Regions from separate parts of the Homo sapiens genome. Here region 1 is linked to region 2. A link is an interaction called in ENCODE POLR2A ChIA-PET data of the cell type or tissue named here. Cell type or tissue: PC-3. All regions are shown on one strand. Links, peaks and the distances in the headings refer to the core of each region. The heading gives the core; the rest is flanking DNA.

Evidence for each region. Peaks named below come from ENCODE experiments on the same cell type or tissue, not always from the same donor. Only the 100,000 strongest peaks of a DNase experiment are listed, where the experiment ranks them.
Region 1: POLR2A ChIA-PET joins it to region 2 with 5 read pairs; 3 of 35 experiments call an interaction of 5 or more read pairs at or near these places.

What each region holds. Positions count from the first base shown.
Region 1 is chr2:119,657,642-119,667,444 of GRCh38, reverse strand. It overlaps a transcript of CFAP221 not described here. Among named protein-coding and RNA genes, the nearest start is that of TMEM177, 17 kb to the left of the region's middle. In PC-3, for the core only: a CTCF peak has its summit at 7,220 (motif pointing right); no DNase peak of the experiment used is centred there.
Region 2 is chr2:119,803,668-119,813,470 of GRCh38, reverse strand. It overlaps PTPN4 (protein tyrosine phosphatase non-receptor type 4), which reads right to left. Exons shown (of 27, transcript NM_002830.4): 2 at 3,480-3,634. The coding sequence starts at 3,617. Among named protein-coding and RNA genes, the nearest start is that of PTPN4, 49 kb to the right of the region's middle. In PC-3, for the core only: no CTCF peak of the experiment used is centred there; no DNase peak of the experiment used is centred there; H3K4me3 peaks cover 1,138 bases; H3K27ac peaks cover 1,958 bases.

The DNA of each region.
Region 1 (9,803 bases), core at 863-8,862, 150 kb after region 2:
TGTTGCCATTGCTTTTGGTGTTTTAGTCATGAAGTCTTTGCCCATGCCTATGTCCTGAATGGTATTGCCTAGGTTTTCTTCCAGGGTTTTTGGGTTTTACATTTAAGTCTTTAATCCATCTTGAATTAATTTTTGTATAAGGTGTAAGGAAGGGGTCCAGTTTCAGTCTTCTGCATATGGCTAGCCAGTTTTCCCAACACCATTTACTGAATAGGCGATCCTTTCCCCATGGCTTGTTTTTGTCAGGTTTGTCAAAGATCAGATGGTTGTAGATGTGTGGTGTTATTTCTGAGGTTTCTGTTCTGCTCCATTGGTTTTTATATATCTGTTTTGGTACCAGTACCATGCCGTCTTGGTTACTGTAGCCTTGTAGTATAGTTTGAAGTCAGGTAGCGTGATGCCTCCAGCTTTGTTCTTTTTGCTTAGACTTGTCTTGGCTATACAGGGTCTTCTTTGATTCCATATGAAATTTAAAATTTTTTTTTCTAATTCTGTGAAGAATGTCAATGGTAGTTCCATAGGAATAGCATTAAATCTATAAATTACTTTGGGTAGCATGATCGTTTTCACGATATTGATTCTTCCTACCCATGAGGATGGAATGTTTTTCCATTTGTTTGTGTCCTCTCTTATTTCCTTGAGAAGTGGTTTGTAGTTCTCCTTGAAGAAGTCCTTCAAGTCCCTTGTTGGCTGTATTCCTAGGTATTTTCTTCTCTTTGTAGCGACTGTGAATGGGAGTTCATTCATGATTTGGCTCTCTGCTTGTCTATTGCTGGTATAAAGGAATGCTTGTGATTTTTACACATTGATTTTGTATCCTGAGACTTTGCTGAAGTTGCTTATCAGTTCAATGACAGGGTTTTCTAAATATAACATCATGTCATCTGCAAACAGAGACAATTTGACTTCCTCTCTTCCTATTTGAATACCCTTTATTTCTTTCTCTTGCTTGATTGCCCTGGCCAGAACTTCCAATACTATGTTGAATAGGAGTGGTGAGAGAGGGCATCCTTGTCATGTTCTGGTTTTCTTTCTTTCTTTTTCTTTTCTTCTTTTTTTTTTTTTTTGAGACAGCGTTTCACTCTTGTTGCCCAAGCTGGAGTGCAAATGATACAGTCTCGGCTCACTGCAACCTCCGCCTCCCAAGTTCAAGCAATTCTCCTGTCTCAGCCTCATGAGTAGCTGGGATTACAGGCATGTGCCACCACACCTGGCTAATTTTGTATTTTTAGTAGAGACAGGGTTTCTGCATGTTGGTCAGGCTTGTCTTGAACTCCCAACCTCAGGTGATCCACCCGCCTCAGCCTCCCAAAGTGTTGGGATTACAGGTGTGAACCACTGCAACCGGCCTTGTGCCGGTTTTCAAAAGGAATGCTTCCAGCTTTTGCCCATTCAATATGATGTTGGCTGTGGGTTTGTCATAAATAGCTCTGATTATTTTGAGATATGTTCCATCAATACCTAGTTTATTGAGAGTTTTTAGCGTGAAGGGATGTTGAATTTTTTCAAAGGCGTTTTCTGCATCTATTGAGATAATCATGGAGTTTCTGTCTTTGGTTCTGTTTATGTGATGGATTATGTTTATTGATTTGTGTATGTTGAACAAGCCTTGCATCCCAGGGATGAAACCGATTTGATCGTGCGGATAAGTTTTTTGACGTGCTGCTGGATTCGGTTTGCCAGTATTTCACTGAGGATATTCACATCAATGTTCATCAGGGATATTGGCCTGAAGTTTTCTTTTTTTGTTGTGTCTTTCCCTGGTTTTGGTATCAGGATGATGCAGGCTTCACAAAATGAGTTAGGGAGGAGTCCCTCCTTTTCAATTGTTTGGAATAGTTTCAGAAGGAATGATAGTACCAGCTCCTCTTTGTATTTCTGGTAGAATACAGCTGTGAATCCATCTGGTCCTGGGCTTTTTTTGATTGGTAGGCTATTAATTACTGCCTTACTTTTAGAACTTGTTATTGGTCTATTCAAGGATTCGACTTCTTCCTAGTGTAGTCTTGGGAGAGTGTATGTGTCCAGGAATTTATCCATTTCTTCCAGATTTTCTAGTTTATTTGCGTGGAGGTGTTTATAGTATTCTCTGATGGTAGTTTGTATTTCTGTGGGGTCAGTGGTGATATTCCCTTTGTAATTTTTTATTGTGTCTATTTGATTCTTCTCTCTTTTCTTCTTTGTTAGTCTAAAGTGGTCTATTTTGTTAATTTAAAAAAAACAGTTACTGGATTCATTTATTTTTTGGAGGGTTTTTCATGTCTCTATCTCCTTCAATTTTTCTCCGATCTTAGTTATTTCTTGTCTTATGCTAGCTTTTGGATTAATTTGTTCTTGCCTCTCTAGCTCTTTTAATTGTGATATTAGGGTGTCAATTTGAGATATTTCAAGCTTTCTGATGTGAGCATTTAGTGCTATAAATTTCCCTCTTCACACTGCTTTAGCTGTGTCCCAGAGAAGCTGGTATGTTGTCTCTTTGTTCTCGTTGGTTTCAAAGAAATTCTTGATATCTGCCTTAATTTCATGATTCACCCAGGAGTCATTCAGGAGCAGGTTGTTCAATCTCCAGGTAATTGTGTGGTTTTGAGTGAGTTTCTTAATCCTGAGTTCTAATTTGATTGCCCTGTGGCCTGAGAGACTGTTTGTTATGATTTCAGTTCTTTCGCATTTGCTGAGGAGGGTTTTACTTCCAGTTATGTGGTCGATTTTAGAATAAGTACCATGTGGCACTGAGAAGAATGTATATTCTGTTGATTTGAGTAGAGAGTTCTGTAGATGTCTACTAGGTCCACTTGATCCAAAGCTGAGTTCAAGTCCTGATTAGCCTTGTTAATTTTCTGTCTCATAGATCTGTCTAGTACTGACAGTGAGATGTTAATGTCTCCCCCTATTATTGCGTGGGAGTCTAAGTCTCTTCACAGGTCTCTAAGAACTTGTTTTATGAATCTGGGTGCTCCTGTATTGGGTGCATATATATTTAGAATAGCTAGCTCTTCTTGTTGAAGAAGAAGGGCACCTCAGCCTGAAGCAGGGGTGAGGACTTCTGGAAGGTGGGGGGTGGGGAGGTTTGGGTGCATAACAGATCCATTGGCACCCCAAGGATGGCCAGCTTGGAGCTTCAGGCAGTGGTGAGCTTGGGAGTAGCCTGTCCCTAGATTCAGCCTCAAATGAGGTCAACTTCCACCACCAGGGACAGTAAGCACAAAAAAAGCACCCCACATTTGGTGGGCCTCTAGCTTTTGAGATATTGACAGCTGGACCTGAGACAGGGCACACACTCTGTGTGTGTATATGTATTTGTGTGTGTGTGTGTGTGTGTGTGTATGTGTAAAGCTTGCACTATTGGTTATGGGGGTGTGTGGGAGGGATAAGCATTCTTTGACTACCTTATATATACACCTCAAAGTGCATTGCTTCCTTGAAAAGTCTTTTCACAGTGGTTTTAACAAACTTCCTGTAAACAGAGTATCAGAAATGAAATACTTTTCTAAGAACACACCACTTTTAGAGAATGGGTCACCAGACCCCTGGGTCCATGCCTTGGCCAAGATCTGATCAGGCTTTTTGGTGGTAAGAAGCAGAGTCACTTAAGCTTTTTCAGGACAGAGGTGGTTTTCAGGTTGGGCCCTGTTCCAGGGGCTGGCTGGGAACGGGGGCAGGAACTCAGCAATGGGTGTGCTTGGGTTCTATCCCAGCTTGCTTCTTGCTATCTCTTGGTGCATCTACTTTTTTCCTCGTGTTTTCCAAACACCAAAAACCCACTTCTTCTTTGCCTACAACTTCAGTCACTCATGGCCCATCGCAGCTGCCCCGCCCAATTTCTCCATTTTATAACTGTCCAGCTTCTGTCCTTGTTGCTAACTTGCTTGGTCTCTCTCTACTTCCTGGTCTAAATTCCTGAAAGAAGGGATAAGGTAAGCTCAGCCTGTCTTGTAATGCCAGACTATCAGTTTCTGGCCTGCCTGGCTTGCTCTGATGGGGCTCATGGTGAGGAGGAAGGGGAGGGGTGCTGTGGCTCTCCCTCACGGTAAGGGGCTGCCCATTTTCTTGGTGCTCCCAGGCCTCCTGCAAGATGTCCTCCAGGAGAGGTAGGTCTCCTTGCCTTCATGTTGAAACACCTCTCTGTGATGCCATCTAGTGAGAGAGAGCAGGAGGCCAGTGGTCTTAATCCAAAAGGGAAGGCTGCATGGTTTGGGCAAAGAGACCTGAGAGGGATGTCTCCATATCTTTGGAAGAGACATGAGTAGCCCTGGGCCAAGTCCATTCCCCTACCTTCAGGGAGTCCATACTCTAATCATCTCCACTCTTTAAACATTTACCGAAACCCATCCTCAAAACCCTGCTGGAAGAGAGAGACTTTGTGTGTGTGTGTGTGTGTGTGTGTGTGTGTGTGTGTTTTGAGAAAGAGTCTAACTCTGTCACCCAGGCTAGAGTGCAGTGGTGTGGCGATAATGGCTCACTGCAGCCTTGACCTCGTGAGTTCAAGCAGTTTTTCTACTTCAGCCTCTTGGGTAGCTGGGACTGCAAGCACGTGCCACCATGCTTGGCTAATTAATTTTTTTGTAGAGACGAAGTCTCACTATGTTGCCCAGGCTGGTCTCAAACTCCTGGGCTCAAGCGATGCTCCTGCCTTAGCCTCCCAAAGTGCTAAGGCACTTCAGACTGTGAGCCACCACGCCTGGCCTAGTGTTCTTTAGTGCAATGCTCCATCTCCTTCACCATCTGGAGAGTTCTCTTTCATGCATAGATCCCAACATAGCTATTGGAGCACAGGAGATGAATGGGTGGAGGGTAGAAAGGATAACTGAAGAAGATGCAGTGGTGAGTGAGGACTCAGCTTCACTCCCTTAACAAATAAATATTGTGATCCTAATAACAGCTAATATTTATTGTGTATTTATTGTGCATTGTGCTACCAGGATGATCTCATTTAACCTCACAACAATTCTATGACGTCAATACTGTTACTTCCCCTTCTTTAATAAAAAGCAAGGAAACTGCATGGACTTGATAAATTTACAGAGATTCCACCAATACTTACCAGGGTGGGGCTAGACGACATTCCATGTCCTTCCATCTCGGATGTTCTGGATTCTAAATTTTATCTATTAGAACCAACTCCTATATTTTTTATAGCAAATAGACTCTATGAACATACTTGTCCGTGAAAATGTAAATGAATATTAGATACATAGTTTTCACATTTCTTTTATATTCCTTAATTCAACAAACATTATTGCTATTGTTTTGAGACAGGGTCTTGCTCTGTTGCCCAGGCTGGAGTGCAGTGGCACAATCTTGGCTCACTGCAGCCTCAGCCTCCTGGGGTCAAGTGATCCTTCCATCTTACCCTCCCCAGTAGCTGGGACCACAGATGTGCACCAACACACCTGGCTAATCTTTTTTGTATTTTTTGTAGAGATGGGGTTTTGCCATGTTGCCCAGGCTGGTCTTGAATGCCTGAGCTCAAGCAATCCGTCCACCTCGGTCTCCTAAGGTGCTGGGATTACAGACATGAGCCACTGCACCTAGCCAATTTTTAAAAAATTGAGACAGGGTCTTGCTCTGTTGCCCAGGCTGGAGTGTGGTGGCATAATGTCGGCTTACTGCAGCCTTGACCTCTCAGGCTCAAGTGATCCTTCCACCTCAGCCTCCCAAGTAGCTGGGCATGGGCCACCATGCCCGGCCAATTTTTGTGTTTTTTGTAGAGGCAGGTTTTCACCATGTTGCCCAGGGTGGTCTTGAACTCCTGGGCTCAAGGGATCTACCTGCCTCAGCCTCCCAAAGTGCAGGGACTACAGGTGTGAGCCACCATACCCAGCCTCAAAAAACATTTATTGAGAGCCTGCATTGTGCCAAACATCTTGCTGCATGCTGGGGATACAGAAATGAGTAAGACATGGCTGCTGCTGGGTGGGGCAAACTTGCCAGCTGATTTCTTTAGAGCAAAGGACATTTGCTAATTTGTATTTTTTTCTATATTACATGTTTTAAAGAATAAGCAATTAAGTAAAATACAAATATCATCACATAATATCTTTACTCTTAGAGACTCCAAAGCTGAAAGTTTAAATAAAAAGTTAAAAAATGTAAATCTGTAATATTTTCATTGATTACCATGTAGTAGAGAGAAGAGTGGACTGGGTACCAGGATCATGGCTCACTGCAGCCTTGACTACCTGGGCTCAGGTGAGCCTCCCACCCCAGCCCCCCAGGTAGCTGGGACTACAGGTACACACCACCACGCCTGGCTAGGCAACGAAACCTTTGCAGGAAACCAAGATCCTGCCCAAACCTGGCTCTTCTGCTAATTGGGTAAGTCCATGAAGCTTTCTGGGCCTGAGTTTCTGCATAAAATCACACTAATAACAGCTACTTTATGTCTTAGAATGTTTTGAGGATCATTGAGAAAATACTTCACAAACCGGAAGTTCTAGAAAGGAAAGCAATAATAATCACTTCTAAAATGAAGCTGCTTGGCCAGGCATGGTGGCTCATGCCTGTAATCCCAGCACTTTGAGAGGCTGAGGCGGGTGGATCACTTGAAGTCAGGAGTTTGAGACAAGCCTGGCCAATATGGTGAAACCCCATCTGTACTAAAAATAGAAAAATTAGCCGGGCGTGGTGGCGGGTCCCTGTAATCCCAGCTACTTGAGAGGCTGAGGCAGGAGAATCGCTGGAACCTGGGAGGCAGAGGTTGCAGTGAGCCGAGATTGTGCCACTGCACTCCAGCCTAGGTGACAGAGCAAGACTCTGCCTCAAAAGAAAAAAAAATGAAGTGACTGCAGTGAAGTATCCCGATTCTTCGGTTACAGGTATCTTTGGCCTTAGAAGGAGAATGGCATGATAACCCGAGTTAATGCAAGACAGGGGAACTGGCAGGTCTTCAGAAACAGCTGTTGAACCCAGGGATACTCATTCCCTTGGCCAGCCCCTGATTATGGCCATGGTCTCTAAGGAACCCGGATGATTGATCCCATAGGGAGTCCCCAAACATCACGTGGTCAACGATTTCACCGAAGGAACTTTTTCTGATGGACTCATTATGGAAGAAAATACATATAAGCCTTCTTTGCCTTTTCCACCTAAAAGTGGTCTGAAACAAGGAAGAAAAGCACAGATGATGATCTGATAAATATTATTTGGAAGTCGATTTGGTGGAAACGGGTTACAACTTGGGAGTCAGGAGAGGCCTTTCTTGTGGCAACCACCAGGTGGCACCAGATCCCCAACACAGTCAATACAATCTTTCCAAGGGGCCACGACCTTTTCAACCTGGGGAGAGCAGGGAAATAAGAGAAATTGGCTCTTGTTTATAGGTGGGGAAACTGAAATGGACATAAGTACATGCACTGACATGGGAACAGGCTCAAAGTCTGGAGCCAGAAAGTTCACACCAACAATGCAATGTGGGGCACCCAGCAAGAAAGGGAGATTGGGTAGGTGGAAGTAGCCAGGGATTCAGTAGCTGCTGGTTGGATGTTGGTGAACGAAGTGATGTGCACAGCATGGTATTAAGCGTGGATGCTGAGGGAAGCAATTCCCTGAACAAACATTGCCTGGGCCCTTCCTCTCCACAGAAGCAGGGACTAGGTAGGCCTTGCCTCAGAGGTCAGTACAGGGGCCAAGGGGCAGAGGCCTGGGGAAACCTTAGGTGAGAAGGACACTAAGCAAGAAGGTGGTGAGGTCATAGGGAATAGCATGTGCAGAGGCCCAGGGGTGCGGACGAGTGGGTTATGCTTCGGAAACTGCTAGTAGGTCAGGCCAGTGACTGGTTAATGTGGAGGAGGAATGCAGAGGAGCACATGGGAGCCCTTGGGGGCCTTAAAAATTACCCACAAGAAGGATAAACCAGAAACTAAAGAGATGGTTGCCCACAGTGGGAAGGGTGGGTACCCATGGGGCAGCAAGATGGCGGAATGGAGATGGATTGGGAATGAGAAGGAATGATACTTCTCTGAGTATCTTTGTATTTAGAGCCATCGTAATGTTCCACGTACCCTGAAATAAATAATTAAACCCAACTAGCGTGTAGGGGAACCCAAGATGAAATACAAACAGTAACACATGAACCTAACTCATATGAAAACACAACCACACTGATGGGAGTAGGAGACAAAGAAAGCAACAGAACCAGCCCAGGCAATTCGGGAACCAGTATTTTAACTGGACTCTATAAAGCCAAAGTAAAAAGGACACCAATACTGTAATGTAGTTAGTAAATGTGTTTCTCGCAAGGAGATGTGTTAGCAAATGGGATGTTACTTTACGGATACACCAAGCAACACATAAGGTAATACATCGTAGATGATGGGAGCTAAGCTGCTCACTGTAGGGGAAAGAAGTTACAATTAAGGAAAGGAGGAAGGCCAAAACAAACCCCAGGTGTTGGACTGGAATTGGAAGCATCAGTATCAATGCGTTTTTTTTTTTTTCTTTTTCTTTTTTTTTTTTGAGACAGGCTCTCATTCTGTCACCAGGGCTGGAGTGCAGTGGTGTGATCATGGCTCACTGCAGCCTCGACTTCCTGGGCTCAGGTGATCTTTCCACCTCAGCCTCCCAGGTAGCTGGGACTACAGGTGTTTGCCACCATGCCTGGCTAAATTTTCTGTATTTTTGTATTTTTAGTAGAGATGAGGTTTTGCCATGTTGCCCAGGCTGGTCTCAAACTCCTAGGCTCAAGCGATCTGCTCACCTTGGCCTTCCAAAGTGCTAGCATTACAGGCGTGAGCCACCACGCCTGGCCATAATTCATGTTTTTTGATATATATACAAGACATAAAGATAGAGAGATGAAAATGTGTGTGTGTGTGTGTGTGTGTGTGCGTGTTGAGGGGGGCTCAGTATAAATACTTGTATTTTCTAGCTCTGGCCACTGAGAGGGCTCGGAAGCAATTGGACCACAGTAGCAACAAGTACCAGTTGCTGTAGCAGGTCTTGATTTCTAAATGCCATTCTCCAGTGAAAGGAACCAGGGCTCCTTGGAGAAATGGTTGATTCCAGGGCTGACGTGGGAAAGATACAGATGAGTCTGGAATATACTGTGATGCTGGAAGGTAAAGATGTGCTTAGGAAAGGTCGAGGATGCACTGAAAGGTCAGAGGTGTAACCTGAGGGGCTCCCAATGGCCAGAGCTGGAACAATTTGAGAACAAAATAAACAACGGTAGTGTTGGATTATAACCTATATAATAAAATAAATGTCCATGATTCCATGCTGATATAAAAATCTACTGAATAAAGAAGTAACTAAATGACGGTGAGGGACAGCTCATGGACATTATCATTAAGTGGACATCATGGTAATGGTTGTGGCAGACAAGACCCACTCACCAATGGATGCTAAAGTGGGAATTCATATAAAGATACGTAGATACAGAGTGGGAAAAAAGCTGAGGAGAAACAGGATGTTTGCATAATCTCAAAGTCTCTCCCCATGATTATATTAATGTCCCAGTGGAGAAACTTGGCAGACACCACTTTAGCCAAGCAACCAAGGTAAACATCACCAGTAAGAAGACATATCGACATCACAAGCCCCTTGATAAGATGCACCAAGAAGGACATAACGCTTCTGTGGAATTCTTGCAAAAATGCATAACCTCACCCTAGTCTTGGGAAAGCATTAGACACACACACACTCTGAAGGCCAGTCTACAAAACAACTGTCAAAGGTGTCAAGGTCACAAATGATGAGAAAAGACTGAGGGACTGTCACAGATGAGGAGAAGAAGGGGACACGTTGACCAATCGCAGTGTGGACTCCTGGAACACTGAACGGACATTACTCAATAAAGCTGTACC
Region 2 (9,803 bases), core at 1,134-9,133:
GTTCAAGACCAGCCTGACCAACATGAAGAAACCCTGTCTCTACTAAAAACACAAAATTAACCAGGCATGGTGGCACATGCCTGTAATCCCAGCTACTAGGGAGGCTGAGGCAGGAGAATCGCTCGAACCTGGGAGACGGAGGTTGCGGTGAGCCGAGATCGTGCCATTGTACTCCAGCCTGGGCAACAACAGCGAAACTCCGTCTCAAAAAAAAAAAAGAAAGAAAGAAACCAGCCACTGTGCTATGAAGAAGTCCAGGATATCAAGAGGTCATATATAGGTGCCTCAGCCTCAGCTAAGGTTTCAGGTAACAGCCATGTGAGTGAATAAGCCTTCGAATGATTCTAGCCTCCAGCCTTTGAGTCTTCCAGCCGAGGACTGATACATAATGGAGCAAAATTAAGCCTTTTGTGTGTGTGTGTGAATCTCTGACTCACGGAATCCCTGAGGACAATACATGGTTATTTTATGCCACTAAGTTTTAGGGTAATTTCTTACGCAGTCACAGTAACTAAAATAGGCTGGTCCTCCCAGCCCTTCCTTGTTCATCATACAGGCTAACGTTAATCAGCTGCACCAAAGTAAAAGTCAAGTCAAAAATTAGGGGTAAAAATCCTCATAGATTGAAGACATCAATCCATGTAGTACGGACACTATGCATTTTAAAGTATTTAATGCAAACATATTTAGTGAGTTGTTAATGCAAACATATTTGGTGAGATGAATTCTCATATCATGAATTCATTTAGTGACAATGAATTCACGGCATGAGAGGGACAATACACTCCATAGGTTGGCCACAGTAAATAAATGGTTATACCAAAGCCACAGTGAAAATAGGACTTGACATTGAAACAACACAAGCCAACACAAACCCAGTGATAACAGGCTTATCATTCCTATGTCCACAGCAGAGAAAAAGCAAGATCTAGTGAAGTTACATCAACTCCTTCATTACAAAAATTTCCCTCAGAAAATACAGAAACGGCTTTGATGAGATAACTACCAGATGAAACAAAGCAGGCTTTGGCAACATGAATATTTTACCTGTGGTGCAAAAATCTTTCATGAAAAGCAATGACTCCAATGCCTGGTAGTCTCCAAAGGAAACTGAGTAGTTCTCCTTCTTGGTGAACAGAGAAATGCTGGTGAACCTGGCAGCTGCCCACAAAGGATTTCTGAGACTTAATGGTACTAAGTGGACACAAGAAAACAAACACCAAAACTTTCAAACCCCCAATTAGTTTGCAGGCTGCCACATACCACTCCACAGGTTGTAAAGTACATAACTGGAGATCTATTCACATGGATTAAAAGATAAATAATCTACCTAAAAGTACAAAGCAACTCTTTTGGTTTGAATGGCTTGGGTTCAAATACCCAGAGGAATAAATATACCACATAACCAGCAATTTTTCATAAATATTGTTCCTCTTAAGTTTTTTGATGACCTGAGATAATGGTAGAGAAAGTTTCTAGCACCACAGAATGGTAAGCTTACTTACCATTCTAGGTAATATATCCAGGTCTATTGAAACTGCCAGCTAAATATATGTAATATATATTTTTAAAATATAAACATATAAAAGTACATTAATATATATGTCTTTCTAAAAGAGTAACTAGACAGCACATTGATTACTACACTGAAAAATACAGCATACTACTGTTAACTAAAGTGCTCAACAGAAAATTATGCTAGCTGAGAAACATACCAAACCTTTTTACAATATTTTGAAATACATTCAAAACTATAGTTAAAATGAAAACTAAATAGTAGCTAAATTTAAGCTAAGACAAAAGTTATTAAATTTATGCCTTTTCCAAAAAAGAATTCTAACACGTGAATAATAGGAAAAAAGGCTTATTTTCTTACATCAACTGTCTAATACATGAGAGTTTCTATTAAATAGAAATTTGTACGAAGTAGAATTCTCTTCACTTTATGTTATCTCTGTTTGGCAACCTATATTCCAACTATATATTAACAGATGATAGAATACAAAAGAAATCAAAAGTTTAGCTTTTTAGAAAAGCACACTAAATCCTAAATCTGTTGGGTATTTTAGATAATGTTGAAGGTATTTTTAATGATAATGATGTAATATTCACTACTCTGCAGCCCCTTTTTCAATGTGAAATAGCTTGGAATTTGAGATAAATTCATAATCCTGCTATATAGTAATACACAGAAAATTTTAAGCTTAAACTGGTAAATAAGAAAGATTCATTTTTTGTATTATTATACTTTAAGTTCTAGGGTACATGTGCACAACATGCAGGTTTGATACCTAGGTATACATGTGCCATGTTGGTTGGCTGCACCCATCAACTCATCATTTACATTGGGTATTTCTCCTAATGCTATCCCTCCCCCAGCCCCTAATCCCCCGACTGGCCCCGGTGTAAGATTCATATTTTATATTACTTAAAGATTTCAAAGTGTGGAAATACCCAAGTAATACAGCAGAAAACATCCTGAAAAATTTGGAAATACCAAAACATCCTGAAGAATAAGAATTCCAGTTTGAATACAGACTGCATATATTATTATTTTCATAAAGTTAAATTTAGGGATGTGGTAATTATGAGATTCTCGGAATACTGAAGTACTTACTTTCAAAAGGTTCAGGAAAAAAAAGTCATGTAGAGAGAAGGAAACATAAAGTAAATGTGCAAAATGTTAACACTGGGTCAATTTAGGTAAAGGGTATAAGGGTATTCATTATAATATTATTTCACCTTTTCCATATAGGTTGAAAAGTTTTTAAATAAAAAGGGAGAATACACTTTTATATGTATCAAGATATGTACAAGAATGTTCACAGCAGTATTATTTGTAAGAGCCCAAAGTGGAAACAAATCCAAATATATACCAACAATAAACTGGACAAGTAAATGGTAAATGAAAGGATAAGTAAACTATAGTATATTCATACAAAAGGGTACTACAGAGCAGTAACAATGAACTAACTACTGTTAACACACCACATGGGTAAAACTCACAAATAACGATGAGCAAACAAAGCTAGACACAAATAGGATGAACAAATATTTGTTAAATAAATATTTCAGACGATAGATAAGATCAGGGCTGTCATTTATTTTTGTTTGGCAAAAATTTTACTCACAGACAGTACAAGTAAAATTACCATGAATATGTATAAATTATTTAGAAGAACAAATTCTTTTCAGGCACCCTCAAGCACATTTATGAAAACCACACACATACTATGGATCTGCTCTACTAATCAAAATGCACACTGTTGGTTTCTCAACAACATCCAGTGAGCAACACTTTTTAAAAAGACCCAGTTTGAATGAGAGCATGCATCTAATACAATCCTGCACCAAAAAGACTTTTTTACTTGAATAAGACTTTTCAAACTGTACTATAATTTAATAATCCTAGTTTACATATATGTCTAAATTCAGACTTATAGCCAGAGATTATTTTTTAAAAGACACAAAATACTTACATTGACTTTGAAAGCTTGTACAGTGTTATCCAGAAGAAGGATGTTGCAAACCACTTCAGTATGCTGTCTGTCTCGGGCCAACTCTGATGCTCGTACATTGTAGGTTCTGCCAGCAGGCAATCGGAAACGTGAGGTCATTACTGTCCACACAAAGTCTAAGTTAAAAAAAAAAAAATTCACTAAATAAAAGGTTCGTAAAATATAAGCTGTAGTTTAAAAGGCAAAGTTATTATATATTTCTCAATTAAAACTTAGGTGGAAAACAGTTATAAATTTTGAAACACCAGAATAAGAATTGTAGGTATAAGTTATATATAGTTCATCATCAAACTAAAGTTACCACTGCTTTGAAAAAGAGGTTTTTTTTTTAACTGCTCCATCCAGAAGATTTAATACATAAATTTTTAAGGAAGTCATATTCCAATTCAAAATATGTAAACTTTGGAGTAGCCAAAAGGGGCGGGAAGATTATGCTGCCTCAGGAAGTTGGATATTACTCATTGATGCAAGTATTTTAAAGCACTGTAGAATGACAACAGGAGGAAAAATTATTTAATTTTGGCAGGCCCTTCCCTTTTTTAAAAAACTTAAGGTGTTGGGGAAACCAAGAAGTTTAAAAAAAAAAACAACCCTTCATTTTAACCATCCTCAAAATTCAACCTAATAGTATTATTGTTATTATTCCTAAGAAAACAAAATAGAAATGGTGACCAATCTTTGCTTCTGAATTTTTAACCTAAGAGATAAAAACTAGATGGCCTATAAAACAACAGAAATCACAGTGATATCAGCGATACTAGATGTTTAAAGACAATGAAGCTGTAGCTTCAAAGTTGTGAAAGAAAATTCTTTGAAACACTGACTTATATACCTAGAAAATTAACATTCATGGAGGAGAAAAAAAAACTCTTAAAACACTCAGGCATTTAAGGATTCAAACTTTAAAACACCTAACACTTCTGTCTTAAAGACAATTAGGTAAAGGAAACACACTAAACTAGAAGAAAGACTAGTATTTGGGATGTTTGAATGAGTAAGCAATAAGTAGTAAGCAGTATGAACAATGAGTAAGCAAAATATAATGAAAATAGTATTTCAAATCAGTGATAATACCTGGAGCTGATCTCTCACAGATTATTCATTTCAAAAGATTAAAGCTCAAAGTAAAAGTCATTGTTATATAAATATAAAAATAATGTAGGGGAAAAAAGTCTTACTATGTTGACAAGGAGACGCTTGCCAAGTAAAATTCCACAATTAAAAGACAGTGATTGGGCTGGGTGAAGTGGCTCATGACTGTAATCCCAACGATTTGGGAGGTGGGAGGATTGCTTCAGGACAAGAGTTTGAGACCAGCCTGGAAAACACAGGGAGGCCCTGTTTCTACAAAAAAGAATGTTTTAAAAATTAGCTGGGCCTCTTTTACATCGTTGAGCAGTGGTTTGTAGTTCTCCTTGAACAGGTCCTTCACATCCCTTGTAAGTTGGATTCCTAGGTATTTTATTCTCTTTGTAGCAATTGTGAATGGGAGTTCACTCATGATTTGGCTCTCTGTCTGTTATTGGTGTATAGGAATGCTTGTGATTTTTGCACATTGATTTTGTATCCTGGGACTTTGCTGAAGTTGCTTATCAGCTTAAGGAGATTTTGGGCTGAGATGATGGGGTTTTCTATATATACAATCATGTCATCTGCAAACAGGGACAATTTGACTTCCTCTTTTCCTAACTGAATACCCTTTATTTCTTTCTCTTGCCTGACTGCCCTGGCCAGAACTTCCAACACTATGTTGAATAGGAGTGGTTGAGAGAGGGCATCCCTGTCTTGTGCCAGTTTTCAAAGGAAATGCTTCCAGCTTTTGCCCATTCAGTATGATATTGGCTGTGGGTTTGTCATAAATAGCTCTTATTATTTTGAGATACGTTCCATCAATACCTAGTTTATTGAAAGTTTTTAGCATGAAAGGCTGTTGAATTTTGTCAAAGGCCTTTTCTGCATCTATTGAGATAATCATGTGGTTTTTGTCATTGCTTCTGTTTAGCTGATGGATTACGTTTATTGATTTGTGTATGCTGAACCAGCCTTGCATCCCAGGGATGAAGCCGACTTGATCTTGGGGGATAAGCTTTCTGATATGCTCCTAGATTCAGTTTGCCAGTATTTTATTGAGGATTTTTGCATCGATGTTCATCAGGGATATTGGTCTAAAATTCTCTTTTTTTGTTGTGTCTCTGCCAGGCTTTGGTATCAGGATGATGCTGGCCTCATAAAATGAGTTAGGGAGGATTCTCTCTTTTTCTATTGATTGGAATAGTTTCAGAAGGAATGGTACGAGCTCCGCTTTGTAACTCTTGTAGAATTCGGCTATGAATCCGTCTGGTCCTGGACTTTTTTTGGTCGGTAGGCTATTAATTATTGCCTGAATTTCAGAGCCTGTTATTGGTCTATTCAGAGATTCAACTTCTTCCTGGTTTAGTCTTGGGAGGGTGTATGTGCCCAGGAATTTATCCATTTCTTCTAGATTTTCTAGTTTATTTGCGTAGAGGTGTTTATAGTACTCTGATGGTAGTTTGTATTTCTGTGGGATGGGTGGTGATATCTCCTTTATGATTTTTTATTGCGTCTATTCGATTCTTCCCTCTTTTCTTCTTTATTAGTCTGGCTAGCAGTCTATCAATTTGTTGATCTTTTCAAAAAACCAGCTTCTGGATTCATTGATTTTTTGAAGGGTTTTTTGCGTCTCTATCTCCTTCAGTTCTGCTCTGATCTTAGTTATTTCTTGCCTTCTGCTAGCTTTTGAATGTGTTTGCTCTTGCTTCTCTAGTTCTTTTCATTGTAATGTTAGGGTGTCGATTTTAGATCTTTCCTGCTTTCTCTTGTGGGCATTTAGTGCTATAAATTTTCCTCTACGCACTGCTTTAAGTTGTCCCAGAGATTCTGGTACGTTGTGTCTTTGTTCTCATTGGTTTCAAATAACATCTTTATTTCTACCTTAATTTTGTTATTTACCCCGTAGTCATTCAGAAGCAGGTTGTTCAGTTTCCATGTAGTTGTGTGGTTTTGTGTGAGTTTCTTAATCCTGAGTTCTAATTTGATTGCATTGTGGTCTGAGAGACAGTTTGTTGTGATTTCTGTTCTTTTACATTTGCTGAGGAGTGCTTTACTTCCAACTATGTGGTCAATTTTGGATGTGGTGTGTGATGTGGTGCTGAGAAGAATGTATATTCTGCTGATTTGGGGTGGAGAGTTCTGTAGATGTCTATTAGGTCCGCTTGGTGCAGCGCTGAGTTCAATCCTGGATATTCTTTCTAACCTTCTGCCTCGCTGATCTGTCTAATGTTGACAGTAGGGTGTTAAAGTCTTCCATTATTATTGTGTGGGAGTCTAAGTCTCTTTGCAGGTCTCTAAGGACTTGTTTTATGAATCTCGGTGCTCCTGTATTGGGTGCATATATATTTAGGATAGTTAGCTCTTCTTGTTGAATTGATCCCTTTACCATTATGTAATGGCCGTCTTTGTCTCTTTTGATCTTTATTGGTTTAAACTCTGTTTTATCAGAGACTGGGATTGCAACCCCTGCTTTTTTTTGCTTTCCATTTGCTTGTTAGATATTCCTCCATCCCTTTATTTTGAGCCTATGTGTGTCTCTGCACGTGAGATGGGTCTCCTGAATACAGCACACTGATGGGTCTTGACTCTTTATCCAATTTGCTAGTCTGTCTTTTAATTGGGGCATTTAGCCAATTTACATTTAAGGTTAATATTGTTATATGTGAATTTGATCCCATCGTTATGATGTTAGCTGGTTATTTTGCCCATTAGTTGATGCAGTTTCTTCCTAGCATCGATGGTCTTTACAATTTGGCATGTTTTTACAGTGGCGGGTACCAGTTGTTCCTTTCCATGTTTAGTGCTTCCTTCGGGAGCTCTTGTAAGCCAGGCCTGGTGGTGACAAAATCTCTCAGCATTTGCTTGTCTGTAAAGAATTTTATTTCTCCTTCACTTATGAAGCTTAGTTTGGCTGAATATGAAATTCTGGGGTAAAAGAGGACACAAACAAATGGAAGAACATTCCATGCTCATGGATAGGAAGAAGGAGTATCGTGAAAATGGCCATACTGCCCAAGGTAATTTATAGATTCAATGCCATCCCCATCAAGCTAACAATGATTTTCTTTGCAGAACTGGAAAAAACTACTTTGAAGTTCATATAGAACCAAAAAAGAGCCCACGTTGCCAAGACAATCCTAAGCAAAAAGAACAAAGCTGGAGGCATCACACTATCTGACTTCAAACTATACTACAAGGCTACAGTAACCAAAACAGCATGGTACTGGTATCAGAACAGAGAGATAGACCAATGGAACAGAACAGAGGCCTCAGAAATATCACCACACATCTACAACCATCTGATCTTTGACAAACCTGACAAAAACAAGAAATGGCCCTATTTAATAAATGGTGCTGGGAAAACTGGCTAGCCATATGTAGAAAGCTGAAACTGGATCCCTTCCTTACACCTTATACAAAAATTAATTCAAGATGGATTAAAGACTTAAATGTTAGACCTAAAACCATAAAAACCCTAGAAGAAAACCTAGGCAATACCATTCAGGACATAGGCATGGGCAAGGACTTCATAACTAAAACACCAAAAGCAATGGCAAAAACAAACAAAACAAAATAGACAAATGAGATCTGATTAAACTAAAGAACTTCTGCACAGCAAAAGAAACTACCATCAGAGTGAACAGGCAACATACAAAACAGGAGAAAATTTTTGCAATCTATCCATCTACGAAGGGCTAATATCCAGAATCTACAAAGAACTTAAACAAATTTATAAGAAAAAAACAAACAACCCCATCAAAAAGTGGGCAAAGGATATGAACAGACACTTCTCAAAAAAAGACATTTATGCAGCCAACAGACACATGAAAAAATGCTCATCATCACTGGTCATCAGAGATGACCAGAATGCAAATCAAAACCACAATGAGATACCATCTCATGCCAGTTAGAATGGCGATCATTAAAAAGTCAGGAAACAACAGATGCTGGAGAGGATGTGGAGAAATAGAACACTTTTACACTGTTGGTGGGAGTGTAAACTAGTTCAACCATTGTGGAAGACAGTATGATGATTCCTCAAGGATCTAGAACTAGAAATACCATTTGACCCAAAGATCCCATTACTGGGTATATGCCCAAAGGATTATAAATCATTCTGCTATAAAGACACATACACGTGTATGTTTGTTGCAGCACTATTCACAATAGCAAAAACTTGGAACCAACCCAAATGTTCATCTATGATAGACTAGATTAAGAAAATGTGGCACATATACACCATGGAATACTATGCAGCCATAAAAAAGGATGAGTTCACGTCCTTTGCAGGGACATGGATGAAACTGGAAATCATCATTCTGAGCAAACTATCGCAAGGAGAGAAAACAAAACACTGCATGTTCTCACTCACAGGTGGGAAATGAACAATGAGAACACTTGGACACAGGGCGGGGAACATCACACACGGGGGCCTGTCGTTGGGTGGAGGGCAGGGAGAGGGATGGTATTAGGAGAAATACCTAATGTAAATGATGAGTTAATGGGTGCAGCAAACAAACATGGCACATGTATACCTATGTAACAAACTTGCACGTTGTGCACATGTACCCTAGAACTTAAAGTATAATTAAAAAAAAAAAATTAGCTGAGCATGGTGGCATGCACCTGTAGTCCTAGCTACTCAGGAGGCTGAGGTAGGAGGATCCCTTGAGCCCAGGAGTTCAAGGTTACAGTGAGCTATGATCATGCCACTGTACCCCAGTGTCAGAGACAGACAGAAACCCTGTCTCTAAGAAACTAAAATGACAGTGATTGGCGGAGTGGGGGTGGGGATGGGGTACATGGCCCAGCTATAATGCTGTCTTCCAGAAACTCTCCTCACATATAACAATACAGGCAGGTAGAAAGTACAAGGATGGAAAGAGATGTATCATGGAAACATTAATCAATAGGAAGAAGAGTACCTATATTAGTATCAGATAAAGTAGACTTGGGAACAAATAAAATTCATAAGAACAGATTAGGCATTACATAATGATAAAATGGTCAAGCCACCGAGACATTACCAATCCTAAATGTGGATGTACCAACCAACAGAGCTGCAAAAATACATGAAGCAAAACTGTCAAACTGAAATAAAAAAAGATAAATCCCACAATTATAGGAGAGCTCAACTCCCCTTTCTCAATAATTGATACAACTAGGAAAATTAGCAAGAATATAAGAGAACTTAACAACCAATAGGATCTAATC